Linked DNA regions of Mus musculus: region 1 is linked to region 2. The links are chromatin loops, found by intact Hi-C in ENCODE. Cell type or tissue: left cerebral cortex. All regions are shown on one strand. Links, peaks and the distances in the headings refer to the core of each region. The heading gives the core; the rest is flanking DNA.

What was found. Peaks named below come from ENCODE experiments on the same cell type or tissue, not always from the same donor. Only the 100,000 strongest peaks of a DNase experiment are listed, where the experiment ranks them.
Region 1: a loop joins it to region 2, with 2.4 times the contacts of the local background. A loop is called at or near these places in 17 of 42 quality-filtered maps.

The regions. Positions count from the first base shown.
Region 1 is chr4:108,972,557-108,982,223 of GRCm38, forward strand. No RefSeq gene overlaps it. Among named protein-coding and RNA genes, the nearest start is that of 8030443G20Rik, 5.3 kb to the left of the region's middle. In left cerebral cortex, for the core only: a CTCF peak has its summit at 4,114 (motif pointing left); a DNase peak (open chromatin) is centred at 4,104.
Region 2 is chr4:108,798,525-108,808,191 of GRCm38, forward strand. No RefSeq gene overlaps it. Among named protein-coding and RNA genes, the nearest start is that of Zfyve9, 23 kb to the left of the region's middle. In left cerebral cortex, for the core only: no CTCF peak of the experiment used is centred there; a DNase peak (open chromatin) is centred at 5,156.

The DNA of each region.
Region 1 (9,667 bases), core at 2,959-5,458, 170 kb after region 2:
CTACCACATGAATATGCTACCCACCTCATAAATATTTATATAATCACTTTAAAATCCACAATGCAGTAGCCACCCTGATGCTTCTCTCTGTGGGGCAGCCCACTTCAGGCCTCTTCGTGCTTGGTTTGCCTAGCATTACAGACTAAGCTTATGCTTCTCTCCTAAACAGATATCTGCTACTGTGCTGAATAAGTCTCTGTTCAAACTGTGTTTCTTGACTGAATGAAGCCCTTCAAGAAGAGAAGAATTGCCAGGCAGTGGTGGCGCACGCCTTTAATCCTAGCACTCGGGAGGCAGAGGCAGGTCGATTTCTAAGTTCGAGGCCAGCCTGGTCTACAAAGTGAGTTCCAGGACAGCCAGGGCTATACAGAGAAACCCTGTCTCAAAAAAAACAAAAACAAAACAAAACAAAAAAGAGAGAGAGAGATTGAGAGAGAGAAGAATTGGAAACACACCTCCCTCCCTCAACACCCCAAATAAGACCCCTGTCACTGCTATACATTTATAGTGCCCAAACCACATAAAGTCTCAGTGTCACAAACACCAGACGCTCACAACCGTAGCATCAGGAATCAGAATCAGGACATTAGTGACCTCAGCCCTCGGGGTTACTAAGATGACATCAGCTTGTTAAAGACCCTGTTTTTCATGAACATCATTCCTTTTGGGAAGCAGTGCTGAGAGAACTGCTTTCCTCAGAGCCCAAGGAAGAGATATCACTTCAAAAGCTAAGAGAATTTCTAAAGAGATGCTTGTGAACATAGACTTGAGCTTAAGCGTTGGTGGATGGGAAGAAGTGAATAGGGAGAATAAGAAGCATTTCAGGCTGAGGTGACAAGCAGGCTGAGAGTGAGGATCGGAATGCTAATCTGGGGCATTGATCCCGGAGGGAACTTCTGAATGGTTTAGACAATGACCCAGATCAGATGATGAGCACAGGAAATTGGGCTGTTGGACCAGTTCTAGGGAAATAGGGAAAGGCCCCTTCCTTCCCAAAAGCAAAGACAGGATTGCAATGTCAAGTAATCATTGACATTCCTCAGAACATGGCCTTCCAAAGCTACATTTATGGTAAACTATCTTCCCAATAGTTTCTTATGCCTTCTAAAGCTGAAGACCTATTCCTTGGCTTGTGTTGGGTAAATGTGAGCACTAGACAACCTCTCACACACTTTAAAAAAAAGATCTAATGAGTGCGAGGTACTGTCCACATTCTCAGCACTATGGAGATATAACACTTGCCAAGCGCTCACTGTGAGCTAGGCAGTGTTATCATATTTAGTTCTCACAATACATGCACGAGAAAGATTAGGTTGCCCTTAGTTTACACAAGAACAAATTTAGATTTGTGGAGAATGTTAGTCTCATGGCACTAAAGCCAGGATTTGACCTCAGCATTTTTGACTCCATAGCCTCCTCTACTGTATAAGGTTGTCAATATTACTGTGGGTGTGTTCATCTAGTGGTTCAAAGATATTTGCTAAACACATAGTACACATTAGGCTTTGTGAATAAATAAGAATGGTGATCAAAACAGCAGAGTAACTTGTTTGTTTGTTTGTTTTGAGACATAGTTTCTCCATATAGTCCTGGTTGTTCTGGAATTTGCTCTATAGACCAGGCTGGCCTCGAACTCAGAGATCTGCCTACCTCTGCCTCCTGAGTGCTCAGATTAAGGGTGTGCACCACCCCACTCACTCAGCAGAGTAATTTTCTAATGTAAGTTTATCAGGATAGATTGACACAAATCTCAGGGCATAATTTCCTAAGAATATCTGTCTATCTATCTATCTATCTATCTATCTATCTATCTATCTATCAATCAATTATCTATGGAACAAGATTTCCTATAGCTTTAGTTGACCTTGAACTTCTGATCCTCCTGTTTTTACCTCCTGAGTTCTAGGATTACAAATACATGCTACTACACCTAATTTCGTAGGAATGATGAGTCACTTAGTCATTCAACAAATATTAAGCTTAGTGTGTGCTATATCAGGTAGTAACTAAGAATAATGATTCTTATGCTGCCAGGGGAAAAGAAGAACCAATAAATCCAGTATCAGAGTTTAAGATATACCATAAAGATAACAGAAATCATGTAAATACCCAATGGCGAGAAGGTTGGTTTGCTTTCAGGGTAGATCAATATTCAATATTATACTGGAATTACCAATAATTCCTTAAGACTCTTTACTTGATATTGTTACAGTATATTGTTACAGACTATAGAGGATGGCAAATTGGCACCAACATTCCTAAACTCTAACAAGTACTCCCATGCCCCTCTAGGTGGATTTATAATTAATATTTATGAAGCATATTTATTTATTAACCATCTACTCTGTGCCAGGCACAGGCACCTATTAAGCAATCTTATTGAATTCTTACGTCAACTCCATGGAGAAAGCATTATTGGTCCCTCTGTATAGATGAAGGAACTGAAATCCAGAGAGATAAGGTGACTTAAAGTCACCTGGTACAGTCCACCCAATAAGGGAACTTAACTTCTACCCTCTAGTGTTCTTCCATTTCTGAGCTGTCGGCCCCGAGTCTGGCCTCCTTGGATAACCCATGAGCACAGGATTTAGTTCTAAACATACAAGAGGAGCTAGACACATGAAATAGGAGGCTTTCTTGAAAAGTAAAGAAATCCTCTTTTTTTTTTTTTTTTAAAACCAGTGAACACAACTTCTAAACACACAAGGTGAAGTAGTCACTCCATGGGTCATATCTGGCTACACAGTGGATGAAGGCCATGCTTTAGTACAGTTAGGCAAGGCACCCAGACCTCTTGAGTCTTCCCACCAAGAAGGGTGGCTACTGAAAAAAGAAGGCGCCAGCAGACAGCTCAAGAACACCCATCTGACGACTCTTCAAGCTGCAAAGAAGCAAGTGGAGCATAAGCTATAAAACAGAGTGACTGCTCTTTACTAAGTTTACAAACAAGCATATAAATAGTGAACTGGATTCCTTTGATCCCTGGCTCTGTAAAAGAAACTAGCCCACTCCTCGCAATTTCCATGGAAAACCTCAGTCCACAGGCCATTAAGTGATGGGGCAGGCAAATTTCTGAGTTTGAGGCCAGCCTGGTCTATAGAGTGAGGTCCAGTACAGCCAGGGCTACACAGAGAAACCCTGTCTCGAAAAAAAAAAAAACAAAATAAACAAACAAACAAAAACCCCAAAACTCCCAAAAACCAACCCCCCCCCCCACAAAAAAAGAAGGAGAAGAAATCAATCCTATGAGCAGAGTGTAGACAAAAACTGCCACTGACTTCTGGAATGAGGAATGGGGGAAAGCGAGTGTATTAATGGTATAATGTAGTCATAGTCTATGTATCAGGTGATAGAGGAACTCCAAGTGGAAGTGAAATTCACAACATTAAAGGCTATCCATTGAATGTTCTTTGATCTAGCCTCCTTTTGAAAACAACTGTTTCATATGCTTATCCTCTGAGCCAAATAACTGCCATCTTTGGAAGATCAGCTGTATCCACTTGCAGTAGATCATCCCAGCAGGGCTTGTTAACCGTTTATATCTCCTCTTGGAGGGGCAAGGAGGGGCACCTGAATTTCCAGACACTTCTTACCACCTGTTGTACGCCTCGCTTGTCCTAATTGCTTGTCACTTTGGGGAGGGGCTTGAGTATATGCACCAAGAAAGACTGGAACTTCCCTCTATGCAGCTGTGGGAAAGTCACCATCCCTGCTGGGTAAAGACTTTCCAGCCTGGCCTTTGGTGGAGGAGCACCGCCCACTCTGGGACGTAGCCCCTCACCTATGCTCTGTAAGTCTATTGATTGCCCACAGTGAACTATGAGTCTTTGGTGGAATCATATCTCCATTTGCTCCGTCTAAGTTGGGACCTTGGGAAGAGGGGTAGACATTGTTTCCATCTCCCTCGATAACAGGATTTTAACAATAAAAACAACACCCGCCATGACCACCACCAGCTAAAAGCTTCCATGATAGAAGTACATGAATAGTGGTTAAAAAGAAGCTTAGGGCTCTTCTGACAAAATCCAGAGAGAAGGCTACATCTTTTTATCCCTTCTATCCAGAGTCCTGTTAAAGACGTCCACTTTTGTGCATCTACCTCCCTCTTGTGGTCCAATCAGGAGATCACAGCTGCCAACACCAACAAGCCCAATTAGGCCTTGACATTAAACTTCAAGAACTAAGGTAATAGTTCTTATTTATTTATTTATTTATTTACACTCCAGATTTTATCCCTCCCTGTCTACCCTCCAACTATTCCACATCCCATAGCTCCTCCACACACCCCTGTCTCCACGTGGATGTCCCCACCCCACCTGACCTCTAAAGTCCCTGGGGCCTCCAGTCTCTTGAGGGTTCATCTCTGATTGAACACAGACCCGGCAGTCCTCTGCTGTATATGTGTTAGGGGCCTCCTATCAGCTGGTGGATGCTGCCTGGTTGGTGGTCCAGTGTTTGAGAGATCTCGGAGTCCAGATTAATTGAGACTGCTCATCCTCCTACAGGGTTACCCTCTTCCTCAGCTTCTTTCAGCCTTTCCCTAATTCAACCACAGGGGTCAGCTGCTTCTGTCCATTGGTTGGGAGCAAATATCTGCATCTGACTCTTTCAGCTGCTTGTTGGATCTTCTGGAGTGCAGTCATGCTCAGTCCTTTTCTGTAATAATTCTTGAATACACCATTACTGGCCACACTCTGTAACAGGTGCTCATTGAGTGTAATGGCACAGACTCCTCCTGACAGCCCTATGCAGATGTGTTTTGTAGACAAGAGAACTAAGAATAAGAGACTTGTCCAAAGACTGGGAGAGTGGTCTTTACTCTCAGCACTCGGGAGGCTGACAGAGGTAGATCTCTCTATTTGAGGCCAGATTGGTTGACAAAGGGAACCCCAGGAAACCCAGGGCTACACAGAGAAACCCTGTCTCAAAAAACTCAAACAAATCATTTCTCGGCCTTTTGTCTAAAAAACTCAAACAAAACAAAAGCCAAAGAGACTTGTCCAAAGTCTTATGATTTTAGCAGGGAAAATTTAGCCAACCCCTTTTGCGTTTTCCTTTCTTCTACAACTGTTGCTCACAAACTCTTGTACATGCCTATTAGTGCCCCCAACAGTACACATATCTATTTATTTATTATTTTGATTAATCCTTACAACTTGATGGAGGCTCAATACCCCCTTTTAAGAAGCTGTGACTTAGAAAAGTAACACCTTTCTCTGGGCTGTATGGCTCTTGAGAACTACGTTTGTCCAGGCTCCGGTCTTACTGAAGTCTCTCAGGCTGGTTTGAGAACAGACTTGACTGCTTATCACTGTGACAGACCTGTGATGTCACCAAAAAAATTACAGAAAGACTCTTTGTAGCCTCCCTCAGCCTTGAAGCAGGCTGATCCAAACTTTGACCTTGATACCACTAAGAAGGAGATTACCTAGGGTATAGCCTTCTGACCTTGGTGGCTCTGTTTGCTCTTCTCCAAGACTCTGCTTCCTGCTGAAAGGTCCTTGAGACATTCCGGAGATACACCCTGTAGATCTCCTACGGGCTGGCTCTGGGTACCAAGAATGGGCTGGCGGGAGGGTGGGGTGGGGGGTGGTGGGGGGGGGAGTGGGGGGAATGGGCCTACCCTCTTTATAAGCACGGACTCTAAGTAAACTTCAGAGACTTTGAACAAAAAGGTTTGTCTTGGCCTCATTCTTTTCTGCCGTCTGATCGCTTTCAACCCCAGCCCCCCTTTCAGGGGAACCCAGTTCATGTAGCCGCAGGCGGCTACAACTCTTGCTAAATACCCTTGCCTTAAGAATGTCATCAGGGTGGGCTGGAGAGTTAGCTCAGTGATTAAGAGCACTGACTGCTCTTCCAGAAGTTTTGAGTTCAATTCCCAGCATTCCATGTGTAATGGGATCCATTCGTCCGGGAGAGAACTGGTCTCTCGGGAGTACTAACACACAGGCTTGCAGGAGGGACAAGCCAAAGTCAGAGACAGCAAGACCAGCTAACACCAGATAACCAGATGGCAAAAGGAAAGGTAAGCACAGGAACATAAACAACAGAAACCAAAACTACTTGGTGTCATCAGAACCCAGTTCTCCCACCATAGTGAGCCCTGGTTACCTTCAACACACCAGAAAAGCAGACTGATTTAAAAAATCACATCTCATGGTGATGATAGAGGAGTTTAAGAAGAAAATAAATAATTCCCTTAAAGAAAAACAGGAGAACACAGGTAAACAGAAGCCCTTAAAGAGGAAACACAAAAATCCCTTAAAGAATTATAGGAAAATACAACCAAACAGGTGAAGGAACTGAACAAAACCATCCAGGATCTAAAAATGGAAATAGAATCAATCAAGAGATCACAAAGGAAGACAACACTGGAGATAGAAAACTTAGGAAAGAGACCAGGAGTCATAGATGCAAGCATCACCAACAGAATACAAGAGATAGAAGAGAGAATCTCAGGTGCAGAAGATACCATAGAAAACATTGACACAACAGTCAAAGAAAATGCAAAATTCAAAAAGCTCCTAACCCAAAACATCCAGGAAATCCAGAACACAATGAGATGACCAAACCTAAGGATAATAGATATAGAAGAGAGTGAAGATTTTCAACTTAAAGGGCCAGTAAATATCATCAACAAAATTATAGAAGAAAACTTCCCTAACCTAAAGAAAGAGATGCCCATAAACATACGAGAAGCCTACAGAACTCCTACAGGGTTCTACAGAAAAGAAATTCCTCCTGTCACTTAATAATCAAAACACAAAATGCACAAAACAAAGAAAGAATATTAAAAGCAGTAAGGGGAAAATGTCAAGTAACATATAAAGGCAGACCTATCAGAATTACACCAGACTTCTCACCAGAGACTATGAAAGCCAGAAGATCCTGGGCAGATGTCATATAGACCCTACAAGAACATAAATGCCAGCCCAGGCTACTATACCCAGCAAAACTCTTAATTACCAAAGACAGAGAAACCAAAATATTCCATGACAAAAAAATTTACACAATATCTTTCCACAAATCCAGTCTTTCAAAGGATAATACAAGGAGGGAAATTATACCCTAGAAAAAGCTAGAAAGTATCTTCTTTCAACAAACCCAAAAGAAGATAACCACAAAACATAAAAATAACATCAAAAATAAAAGGAAGCAACAATCATTATTCCTTAATATCTCTTAACATCAATGGACTCAATTCCCCAATAAAAAGGCATAGGCTACAGACTGGATACATAAACAGGACCCAACATTTTGCTGCATACAGGAAACGCACCTCAGTGTCAAAAACAGACACTACCTCAGAGTAAAAGGCTGGAAAACAATTTTCTAAGCAAATGGTCCCAAGAAACAAGTTGAAGTAGCCATTCTAATATCTATTAAAATAGACTTTCAACCAAAAGTTAACAAAAAGGATAAGGAAGGACACTTTATACTCATCAAAGGAAAAATCTGCCAAGAAGAATTCTCAATTCTGAACATCTATGCTCCAAATGCAAGGGCACCCACATTCATAAAAGAAACTTTACTAAAGCTCAAAGCACACATTGCACCTCCCACAATAATAGTGAGAGACTTCAACACCCCACTCTCATTAATGGACAGATCATGGACCAAATGGAATATATATACATATACACACACACACACACACATATATATATATACATATATATAATTTCATCCTAAAACAAGACCACACATGGAAATACCGGGACAAAGAGTGGAGCAGAGACTGCAGAAAAGGCCATTCTGAGACTGCCCCAGCTGGGGATCCATCCCACATGCAGACCCAAACACACACACTATTGTGGATGCCAGGAGGTACTTACTGACAGGAGCCTGATACAGCTGTCTCCTGAGAGCTCTGCCAATTCTTGAGCAATACAGATGCGGATGTACACAGTCAGACACTGGACTGAGCACAGGAACCCCAATGGGGAAATTAGACCAAGGACTGTAGGAGCTGAAGGGGTTTGCAACCCCATAGGAAGAACAATATCAACCAAGAAGACTCCCCAGAGCTCCCAGGGACTAAACCACCAACCAAAGAATACACAGGGGATACCCATGGCTTCAGCTGGATATGTAGCAGAAGATGGCCTTATCTGACATCACTGGGAGGGGAGCCCTTTGGTCCAGTGGAGGCTTGATGATCCAGGATAGGGGAATGTTAGGCCAGCGAGGCAGGAGTGGGGGTTTGGTAGAGGAAGGAGCACCCTCATAGAGGCAGGGGGAGGGAGGAGGGGATAGGGGACTTGTGGAGGGGAAACTGGGAATGGGGATAACATTTGAAATGCAAATAAATAAAAAAATAACCAACAAAAAACAAGAAAAACAAAAACAAACAAACAAAAAAGAATGACATCAGGGGGCTAGAGAGATGGCTCAGTGGTTAAAAGCACTGACTGTTCGTTCTTCCAAAGGTCCTGAGTTCATTTCCCAGCAATCACATGGTGGCTCACAACCATTTGTAATGGATTCTGATGCCCTTTTCTGGTGTGTTTGAAGACAGCAAGAGCAACAGTGTACTCACATATATAAAATAAACAAATCTAAAAAAAAGAGAAAAGAAAAGAATGTCATCAGGTCCTGCGCCCAAGAGTCTTGGCTAACAAAACCCGAACTCTGTTTGTTTGTTCTGTTGGGCGTTTATGTTTCATTTTGTTTTGTTTTGGCATGTCTTTTTGTCTTAATGTTTTTTTTTTGTTTGTTTGTTTTGGGGATTTTTTTTTTTGAGAGAGAGAAGAAAAAGAGAACACAGTTGGATGGGTAGGGAAGTGGGCAGCACCTGGAAGGGACTGGAGGAGGAAACATGATAAAAACATATTATATGAAAATTAAATAGGGCTGGTGAGATGGCTCAGTGGGTAAGAGCACCTGACTGCTCTTCCGAAGGTCCGGAGTTCAAATCCCAGCAACCACATGGTGGCTCACAACCATCCGTAACGAGATCTGACGCCCTCTTCTGGAGTGTCTGAAGACAGCTACAGTGTACTTACATATAATAATAAATAAAATTTAAAAAAAATAAATAAAAGAAAATGTAAACGAGGAAAATACCTAATAAAAAATTTAAAAAAAAAGAAAATTAAATAAACTTCTAAATGCAATTGAAAATCATAGAAATAATGTCATCACAGAATATAATTTCCAAATTAGGTATGTGTATGTATGTGTGTGCATGTATATACTGGAAGAGTCCAGTGTAGCTTAAGACTGAGAGGCAAAGAGATTGGCTAGCCTGCTCTATCAAGGGACTTTTCTTCACATACTAGCATTAGAGTGTGCGATTTTAGCAATTTAAAAATTATTCCAGGTCATGGACTCTTGTAGTTTACTTCCGTGTAATGGAAAGTACAGCACTGGGCCCATATCATTCCAGGTTTCTGCTGTAATAATATTGCCTCTACTATGTGGACTTGCATTTTAAAGTAGTCTATAGTAAGTGGATAAAGGGACAATTTAATGTTTAAATGGCAAGCCTTAGATGTAAGCCTTGGTAGTTACTATCAGTGAGAATGGAAACATGAGCATAGTGTGAGGATATAACATGAGTTCCTGCTGTTCTTTCCTTTTCTTCTTCTTCTTCTTCTTCTTCTTCTTCTTCTTCTTCTTCTTCTTCTTCTTCTTCTTCTTCTTCTTCTTCTTCTTCTTCTTCTCT
Region 2 (9,667 bases), core at 3,655-6,154:
AATAATTCCATGAAACCAATCAGCAGAGTCCTCTCTTTTCCCAAGAAAAACCTTAATGGGATTGTTAATGGAGACACAGGACACAGCAGTGTAATTCAAGCCAAGTCCAGCAGATGGCAGAGCATTCATGATCACAGCAGCCCTGGGGGGGCGGGGTAATAGCAGATATTTGCACAATATTATCCACAGGCATCCTGAGCCACTATTTATTTATTTATTTATTTATTTATTTACTTACTTACTTACTTACTTACTTACTTACTTACTTATTTGGTTTTTCGAGACAGGGTTTCTCTGTATAGCCCTGGCTGTCCTGGAACTCACTTTGTGGACCAGGCTGGCCTGGAACTCAGAAATCCACCTGCCTCTGCCTCCTGAGTGCTGGGATTAAAGGTGTGTGCCACCACATCCGGCCACATTTTATAAATGAAGGAAAATGGGAAACGTTTTAAAACATCATAATCTTTTTAAAACAGGCAAGTTGAGTTGATTTCAAGAGTCCAACAGAAAAGCCCTGGATGTCCCTTTACAGTTAGGTAGCTCATTCCTTGCAAGTGTGTGAACTATGACTAGGGACTTTATTTCCATAAAAACCTTCTAATCTTAAATATTTAGGTTGGGAGAAATATATGAAATATCTTTATTTATATTAGTGTTAAAAGTTCTAAATGTGTTCTTTTGAAAGTGGGAACGTTTGAAAGAGTGGCTTACCATTTAGCCCAGGCTCCTTATAGCTTGCAATCCTGCCTCTTGCCTTCTGGTTACTAGGCCACTATGGTGACATGGGCCACTATAACAAGCCTCAACTATTTAAGAGCAGGTTTTACTATGTAACCCTGGCTGGCCTAGAACGCTCTGTACACTAGGCTGCCCTCAGACTCAGAGAAAATCACCTGCCTCTGCCCCCTGTGCATTGGGAGCAAAGGTATGCACCATCATGCACACTGATGAATTCTTGTTTATTTTTGCTGTTTTCAGACAGGATCTCGTGTATCCAAGGCTGGCCTCAAACTCCCTTTGTAACCAAGGACGACCTTGAACTCCTGAGCCTTTTCCTCTACTTCTCTCTCCAACGCTGGGATTACAGGTATGTGCAGCTACACCCAATTCATCTTGATGCCAGCAATGGAACCCAGAATTCCATTCATGCTAGACAAGGTCTCAAACAAAGGAGCTACATCCCCACCCCACCCATGTAAATAGTCCAGAGTATATATTCTTTTTTTTTTTAACGATTTATTAGTATATGTAAGTACACTGTAGCCTGTCTTCAGACACTCCAGAAGAGGGTGTCAGATCTCATTACGGATGGTTGTGAGCCACCATGTGGTTGCTGAGATTTGAACTCATGACCTCTGGGAGAGCAGCCAGTGCTCTTAACCGCTGAGCCATCTCTCCAGCCCCCTGAGTATATATTCTTGAGGCCACTTGACCTTAATGGGCACAGCGAGCGTGTATGTGATTTCTAGGGGCCTGAAGAAGAGCCACAAGCATGTCAGTGAAGAAAAGGACAGACTGTAGGAAGTTCTTTAGGGCCAATTTGCTTCCCTGTGGCTATGGTTATTGCCAACGGGTTCCATTTATCAGGAGATTGGTTATTCCAGAAATTTGAGAGAGCAGTTTATAAGAGCATTATTCTTGGGATATCCTCAAGAAGCTCCTAGCCAGTAGACAGGAGATATAAAATTGAGAGAGAGGTACATCTGCATAATCCAAAAAAAAAAGGAGTAAAATAATAAAATCTACAATTCCAAATTTAGGATCAGAAATTTGGTACTAGAATGTCAGACTTTGGAGCTGGGTGTGGAGATGCACATTTAATCCCATAAGAGGTAGGCAGATCTCTGGGAGTTGAAGCCGGCCTGGCCTGCATAGAGAGTTCCAGGACAACCCAGGGCTGTGTAGAGAGACCTTGTCTCAAAGCTCATGTTAGATTTTCACCACACTCAAATGGTATGAAAGCTTTTCCCTGCCATGAACTCCAGATGTAAGCTTTGTATACTTTGTAAACTTTGTAAATCCTCAAGGCATGAAAGTGGCCAGGCCGCCAGCCTGAGGAGGTCCAGTAGCCAGGCCCCTCCCCTAGACCTTTCTAACTGTTATAACTGTCACAAGGTCATCTCCAGCCCCTCAGCAGGACCCTCCCATGGCTACTTTTAAGGGAAAAGACTGGGGGAGGGGGGAACGACCGACCCCAATCCCTGAACTACAGAGATCCACCAATTCCTGAGCTCCTCCAAACTCAGGACTTGAAATCCTATCAGTCCTTACCCTGGAAATCTCCATCCTAGAACGCTCTACTCCCCCAAAACTACTATATAAGCACTTCACTTTGTCCAATTTCCTGTTGCTGTCTGCTCCCTTCTGGGAGCATAGGCAGCCTCATGGCATCCCTCCTCACCCTGGACACTCTAATAACAATCTCTTTGTGAGGTTGCTGACTGGTGTGACTCTCTGGAAAAAGACAGGAAGCAATGAAGAGAAGAAGGGGAGAGAAGGAGCGGGGCTGGGGCTCCTGAGCTCAGCTGGGGATTCCCTCCCCTGACGCTGCAACAACACCTCTGCTGAGGAACACCCCATTCTAATCTGTGAGTTCCAGATTTTAGGTTCTTGTTGAGACAGGATCTTACTGTGTCTCCCAGGCTGATTTTAAATCTCCTGCACTCAAGAGGTCCTCCCACCTCAGCCTCAAGTGCTGGGATTATGGGTGCATGCTACCAAATCTGGCATCAATGCCAACAAAGTCTGAGATTCTTTTACTTTTTTTTTTTTTTTTTTTTTGAGCTGTTGCCCTTTCTGATTGGATGAGAAGGTGTCCTGGGACTCAGAAGCCCAGGAACCACACAGCTCTGAAGTGGGACAACTTAGTAAGACACTGTCTCAAACAGGAATCCTTGCAGGTTCAGTCTGAAGTACTGGGGTTGGGGCATTAAAATACAGTAATTACACCAACACCTAACCGCTACTAACTGCTTTCTATGTGCTGTACATCACTTGAAGCGCTTCATGCGAGCTGTTGTTACTACTACCTCAGGTGAGTTCTAGTGTCAGCCCTAACTTACAGATGAGGTACAGATAGAGGTTAAGTGGCTTCCTGAAGGTCATGCATGTGAGAAGTACAGAAACGGAACCCAGCCGTAAGTAGCCTGGTTCCAGAGCACACGCTTTTTTAACCACTGTCATAAGTACTTCTTGATCCTTGGATTCCATTAGTAAATATTGGGCTGATCAAGAAAAACCTGGAGTTACCATAAAACAAATGATAGCTCAGTAGCAACATCTTGGGTTTTAGTGATGTAATCTCTATGTCTGGTGATAATGAAAAACTCATGTAATAAGAACTGGGGCTCTAAAAAACATGATTCATTTGTGAAATTGGAAGAGTTCAGTTTAATCTAAGTCATTACAGTCCAAGAGCCTTAGAACCTTATCCTCAGCTCTGAAGCTTCAGGTCTACTTCCAGTCATGTAGTGAATATTTCCTAGAGTAAAGTCTAATTCCTATAGCAGAATTTTAGCTTTTGAGAATAGACCCTTGAATTTTAATAGTGAATTCTGGGAGAGTAAGGTGTTAACTGTTAACCCTGGAATTATTGAGGTTCTCAAGATTGGAAATCGGGATCCCAGGAATGAAATATGAGATTGCAGTAGTAGAATGTAAATTCCAACAATAGGATCCTGGCTACAGAGACTACAGTGCAACACTACAGAAGTAGAGTGTCACATGATTCCAAGAATAGAGCCTGAAGCTCTAGTGCTGGAAGCTTAAGCCTTGATAACAGAACCTGAAGTTATTAGAAAGTGAAAACCCGAAGTTTAGGTTATAGAGTCTGAATTGGAGACAGGTGAGATTGTCTCAGGTCTACGGCCAGGCCTGAGAATGAGCTTCATCCCCGTGGCCACAGGGGAGGAAAGAGCCAACTCCCAGCAGCTTGTCCTCTGACGACCACACGAGTGCTGTGGCACATGTATAGCAGTCTCCATTCAAACAAATGTAATCTAAGTGTTTTTAAAAGAAGAATCTGGGTGTTCCAAACTAGAAGTTGTAATTCCAAAAGCAGTGTCTTGGGCTTTAACAGTGGAGCCTTTGGGCAGGGCACTGGAGAGATGGCTCAGTGATTAAGAGCACTTGTTGATTTTAGAGTTCCCTGACTCACAAGCATCTGTAACTCTGGTTGTAAGGCATCCAGTGCCTGCCCCTGACCTTCAAATGCATCAGGCGAACCCATAGTACACATGCACACATACAGGCAAAATACTCATGAAATCTTTGTACTTGATATTTCAAAATTAGTGAAATCTGTTCAGCAGGAGAATATAAGACTTCCAAAATAGGATCTGGAGTTTAATTATAAATGACTGTGTTTCTAGAATTGCATCTACAACTCAGTTGAATAAATTGCATAGATTTGTAGCAGAATATGAACTATTGCTAATAGAATTAGGCATTCTCAGAGTAGATCCGGGAATCCAACATTAGAATTTAGTGTTGCATTCCAGTAGAATAATCAAGAGTTCCAGTTGAGCAGAGCAGCGGTGGCACATGCCTTTGGTTCCAGCACTTGGGAGGCAGAGGCAGGCAGATTTCTGAGTTTGAGGCCAGCCTGATCTACAGAGTGAGTTCCAGGACAGCCAGAGCTCCAATGGGGGGAAAAAAAAAACAGAAAAAGGAAAAGAAAAAGAAATTGGAGTGGCTAATTTTCTTCTCAGGCTTCAATCTTCATCATGAGCTAGTAGGTGGATTTGTGTTTCTGCACAAAGGAAGGAAGGAGGGAGGGAGGGAAGGAGAGAAGGAAGGAAGGAAGGAAGGAAGGAAGGAAGGAAGGAAGGAAGGAAGGAAGGAAGGAAGGAAGGAAGGAAGGAAGGAAAGAAATGAAAAAAAGAAACGCTTTCTATTCAGTGAGAGGAGATTCCTAGAGAGAGTAGTTGTACTGCCACTTTTAGAATCATGTGGAATCTAATGGAACCTTCCAACCAACGTTAGTGTGGCTGATGAAAGCAACCTTCCACTCCACAAGCCATGTGATCAGACCTGTGACATGCTGTGGGATGTCTCCAAGGGAAGACCTGCTCTGGTCCTGACAAGTTAGTCAGGAGTAAATCAATACAAGGCTGACGTAGTGAGAAATGTAGTCCATGGCTAGAGTGCATGGGCTTGTGTTAGTCAGACAAGGAAGAAAGCTCTGTGTGGGCTGAAGAGGGAGGGCTCAGTGGAGGCCTTCTGAAGGGCTGGGGAGAATTTAAATAGAAAGTAGGAGCTTGCGCATGAGGGATGCTCAAGTGAAAACATGGAAATAGGACCAGCATTCTGCATGCCAGCAGTTTCTTTCAGCAGGGAAACACTTGTTGTTTACAAACAGATAGCACAATTAGTAGTCTCAGCCTCTGAGAAGACAGAAAAAACAGTTATAGACTGAGAAAGGGGAAACCAAAGGGCACAGAGAACATAGGCTCAAAGTATAAAATGTATGTGTATGAGACTATCCTTCCATAGCACAGTCTCACAATGAATATACACACTCAAAAAGTTGAGTTTTGTTTTGTTGGGCTTTTTGTTTTGTTTTGTTGTGAGACAGGGTTTCTTCTGTGCAGTCGTCCTGGAACTTGCTTTTTTTGCCATGCTGGCCTCCAACTCAGAGATTGGTCTGCTTCTGCCTCCCAAATGTTGAGATTCTCCTGAGTACTGGGACTAGAAGCATGTGCTACTATCGCCCGGTAAAAATTTTAATTTTTATAGGTACACATTCCCAGAAATTTACAATGACTTGGATTTATACAGATCTGTGCTTGAAAAGTTGACCCACAGATTAACTAGCCTTGAGACTAGGTAAGCCCTTTGACATTTTTGAGTTAATCTCTTTATACAGAGGGGCTAATGGTACCTTCCTTAAAGAGTAGTATGAACATTCATGAGTGTGTGTGTGTGTGTGTGTGTGTGTGTGTGTGTGTGTGTGTGTGTGTAAATAAGCAATGTAGTCATTATTGTTTGATCAACTAGACTTATGGACACAGTGTTCTAAGGATACAAAGGGAGGGCTAGAGACCTGGCTCACTGGTTAAGCGTTTTTGCTATTCCTGCAGAGGACTCAGATTTGGTCCTGAGCACCTATGTCAGATAGTCCACAACTGCAAATAACTCCAGTTCCAGGAGATCCAATATCCTCTTCTGGTCTCTGTGACCACCCAAATGCATATCTACTTACTTTTACACAAATATACTATGCACAAAAAAAATAAAATAAAATTCTTTTAACTGAGGCTTGAGAGATGGCTCTATATTTGCTGCTCTTCCAGACAACCTGAATTTGGTTCCCAGCACCCATGGAAGACAACTCATAATCAGATTAACTCTAACTCCAGGGGACCTGATAGCCTCTTCTGACCTATATGGGTACCATATGCATGTGTTCTCTCTCTCTCTCTCTCTCTCTCTCTCTCTCTCTCTCTCTCTCTCTCTCTCTCTGTGTGTGTGTGTGTGTGTGTGTCTCACACACAGATGTGCATGAGACACATACATAAATTTATAAAAATAATTGTGAAAGGAGAGAGGCTAGAGAAATGACTCATATGTTAAGAGCAGTGGCCCTGGGTTTAAAATCTCATAGTGGCTAACAACTGTATGCAATTACAGTTCCAAGAGATCCAATACTCTCTTTTGGCCTCCATGGGCATGCCATTAACATGTTGCATAAACATACATGCAGGCAAAATAAACATAAATAAATGTAAGTAAAACTAATTTTTAAAAAAATGCAGCTGTGCCTGGCGATCCATGCCTTTAATCCTGGCACATGGGAGGCAGAGGCAAGTGGATCTCTGTAAATTCCAGGATAGCTTGGTTTACATAGTCAGTCATAGGTTAACCAAAGTTACATTGTTACAAAACAAAACAAAAAACCAGCTCCCAACCAAAGACCACAAAGGTGCTGACAATTTGAGTTGAGTTCTGCATAGTCTTTGGATAATCAGGTAAGGAAATGAGCACTTCAGACAGAAGAAACAGAAATTAGGTACACATAAGGCAGGTAGAGAAAAGGTACTTTGGAGAGCTTGGTCATTGATGAGGCTCAGCTCAGGTTAGACAATCAATGGGATTCCATGTCATGCTGGTGTCTCTACATAGTGACAAAAACTTGATGTATTGTTAAGAGAGTCATTCCACAAAAATACATTAGTTGAGGTCAGGTCCTAACTTGGTAGTAGACTAATTGGAGATGGGATAGCTAACCCTTTTAAATTACATTTAGGTTATTTGTTGTATGGTGTGGAACTCAAAGGAAAACTTGTGGGAATCAGTTCTCTAGTCTTTATTTCTACAATACAATCCCAGGAACCCAACTCAGGTCATCAGGGTTAGTGGCAAGCTCCTTTTCTTGCTGCTGAGCCATTTCCCTTGGCCATGATGACTTGTCTTGTCAACTTGACCTGTCTGAAAAGCACCTAGGCGATTAGTAAAGCACCCCTCTGGGTGTCTGTAAAGGTGTTTTTGAGAGGATTAACTAAGGGTGTGTGTGTGAGATTTATCTTGAATGTAAATGATACCATCCAAATATAAATTGAGACCCATATGGGGAAGGGATAAAGGAGAAAGGCCTGGTAGTGCAACACCATCTCCCTCCTCTCCCTCCCTCGACATCTGCTTCTGTGGCCACCATAAAGTAAGCTGCTTGTTCACCATCCTTTCCCCACCAGAATGGCATGAAAACTGTAGGAGCCAAAACAAACCTCTCCTTGCTGGTTTTGCTCAGGTATTTTGGTATAGCAACAAAAGTCTGACTAACACAGAGAGACAGTCCTGCTTACATATAGCCTGTAAAAATGTAGGGGAAAGGTCCTACATGCATATGTCCATAACTATCAAGCCAGAGGTCCCTATCATGTTTCACCCATCAAATTTTCTCTGTGTGTATGTTTATTTCACCTTCACTTAGCAACAAGATGTTTTAAAAGACTAAAGTCAGGATTATATGGAAAGGAGAATAGAAAGAAAAAAAAGCTCTAGAAAAGGGTTAAAGTCCTACCTATCATATGATGTGATTTTTGCCAGGTTAATTCTCCTCTCAGAGACTTAGTTTACAAAGCTACAAAGTGAAAGTGCCAACCCTTTGTGTGTGTGTGTGTGTGTGTGTGTGTGTGTGTGTGTGTGTGTGTGTGATTTTTTGAGACAGGGTCTCACAAGCCCTGGCTGGCATGGAACTCACAGAGATCCTCCTGCCTCTGCCTCCCAAGTGCTGGGATTAAAGGCATGCACCACTACCACCCAGCTCAGTGTCTATTTTTCAAGAAGGTTCAAGCTAAGCATGGTGATGCATGCCTTTAATCCTAGTACTCTGGAGGCAGAGGCAGACTGATCTTAGGGAGTTCAAAACCAGTCTAATCTACGTAGTGAGTTCAGGACAGCCAGGGCTACAAAATAGAGAGACTGTCTAAGAGGGGAGGGGGAGCAGAGGAGAAAGAGAGGCAGAGAGAGAGAGAGAGAGAGAGAGAGAGAGAGAGAGAGAGAGAGAGAGAGAGAGAGAGAAGAAAGAGGAGAGAGGAGAGAAAGGAAGAAAGAAAAAGAGCCATGTCTGATTAACAGTTGGACGCAGTGGACACTCTCTGCTCCCCAGTGGTGGTAACACACTACCGCTGTCTACTCTACCTGGTTTTGCAGCTACCAATAAACTTTTCTCCTTTATTTGTCCTTTTCTCTGTTTTGTGGCTTCTGCTTTCTACCTTCTCTGTTTATAAACTTTTGTTTCAACATGAGGGCTGATTACTTCATTTAGTAACTAACATGTTGCCCATTCAGGGCTTCACAACGCAATGAGCATTAATAATTACTAAGGTGCCGCAGACCCTCTTGGTCCCTTGTCTGTGTGGAACGGTTCTCCCGTCACAGGTGGGCAAGGAGTCGGTGGGAATTGACAGACTTGACACAAGGGAGTGTGGATCTGAATGTAATTTGTCAAATCGAGCATCTACCTTTTTATACAGAAGAAAATAGGGAAGTTGGGTGACACACCGGCAAGGTACAAAGATGTTACTGGATTCTTACACAAAACAGAGGAATGCAAACATGGAAGAACTGGCAGGAACCAACTGGGATAAAATTCAATGTTAGCAGCTGGGATCAAAAAACAGCTCCACCTAAGGGCCACTTAATCTTAGAAGCTAGGGTCAAGGGCTTGACATGCCCTTGCCATAGTTCCTACTCTAGTCTATTGTATAGTCCACCTTCCCCCTAGGCCATTGTAAATACTTGTGTATGGGTGTAACTCAGCTATCTATAGTTCTAAGGGTCTACTCTGGTTCCTCCTTAGGTCACAAACTTCCTTCTTCCTAGATAATGGTAAATTTCTGTGTAGGGCAGTGACTTAGCTATCCATGCCCAAGGTCGAATCAAGGACTGCCTAGAATCTAACTTAGCTATATGTCAAAATATCAATCCTTAGGAGAACTTGTAATAAAGCAATATTAAGGGAAAGCACACAGATCCATTTACCAACTAAAGCAAAGACATTGGAGCATTCTTTATACAGGATGCCACGGTTCCAGGAGACTAACTTTCCATGAACTTTTCGCCTTAGGACAGCACCTAGGGTTTCAGGGCCTGTCAGGCTTGTCACTACTGGAGTGGATGTAGCACTAAGGGGATGGTGCTTCCCAGCTAATGCCTACCCCACACC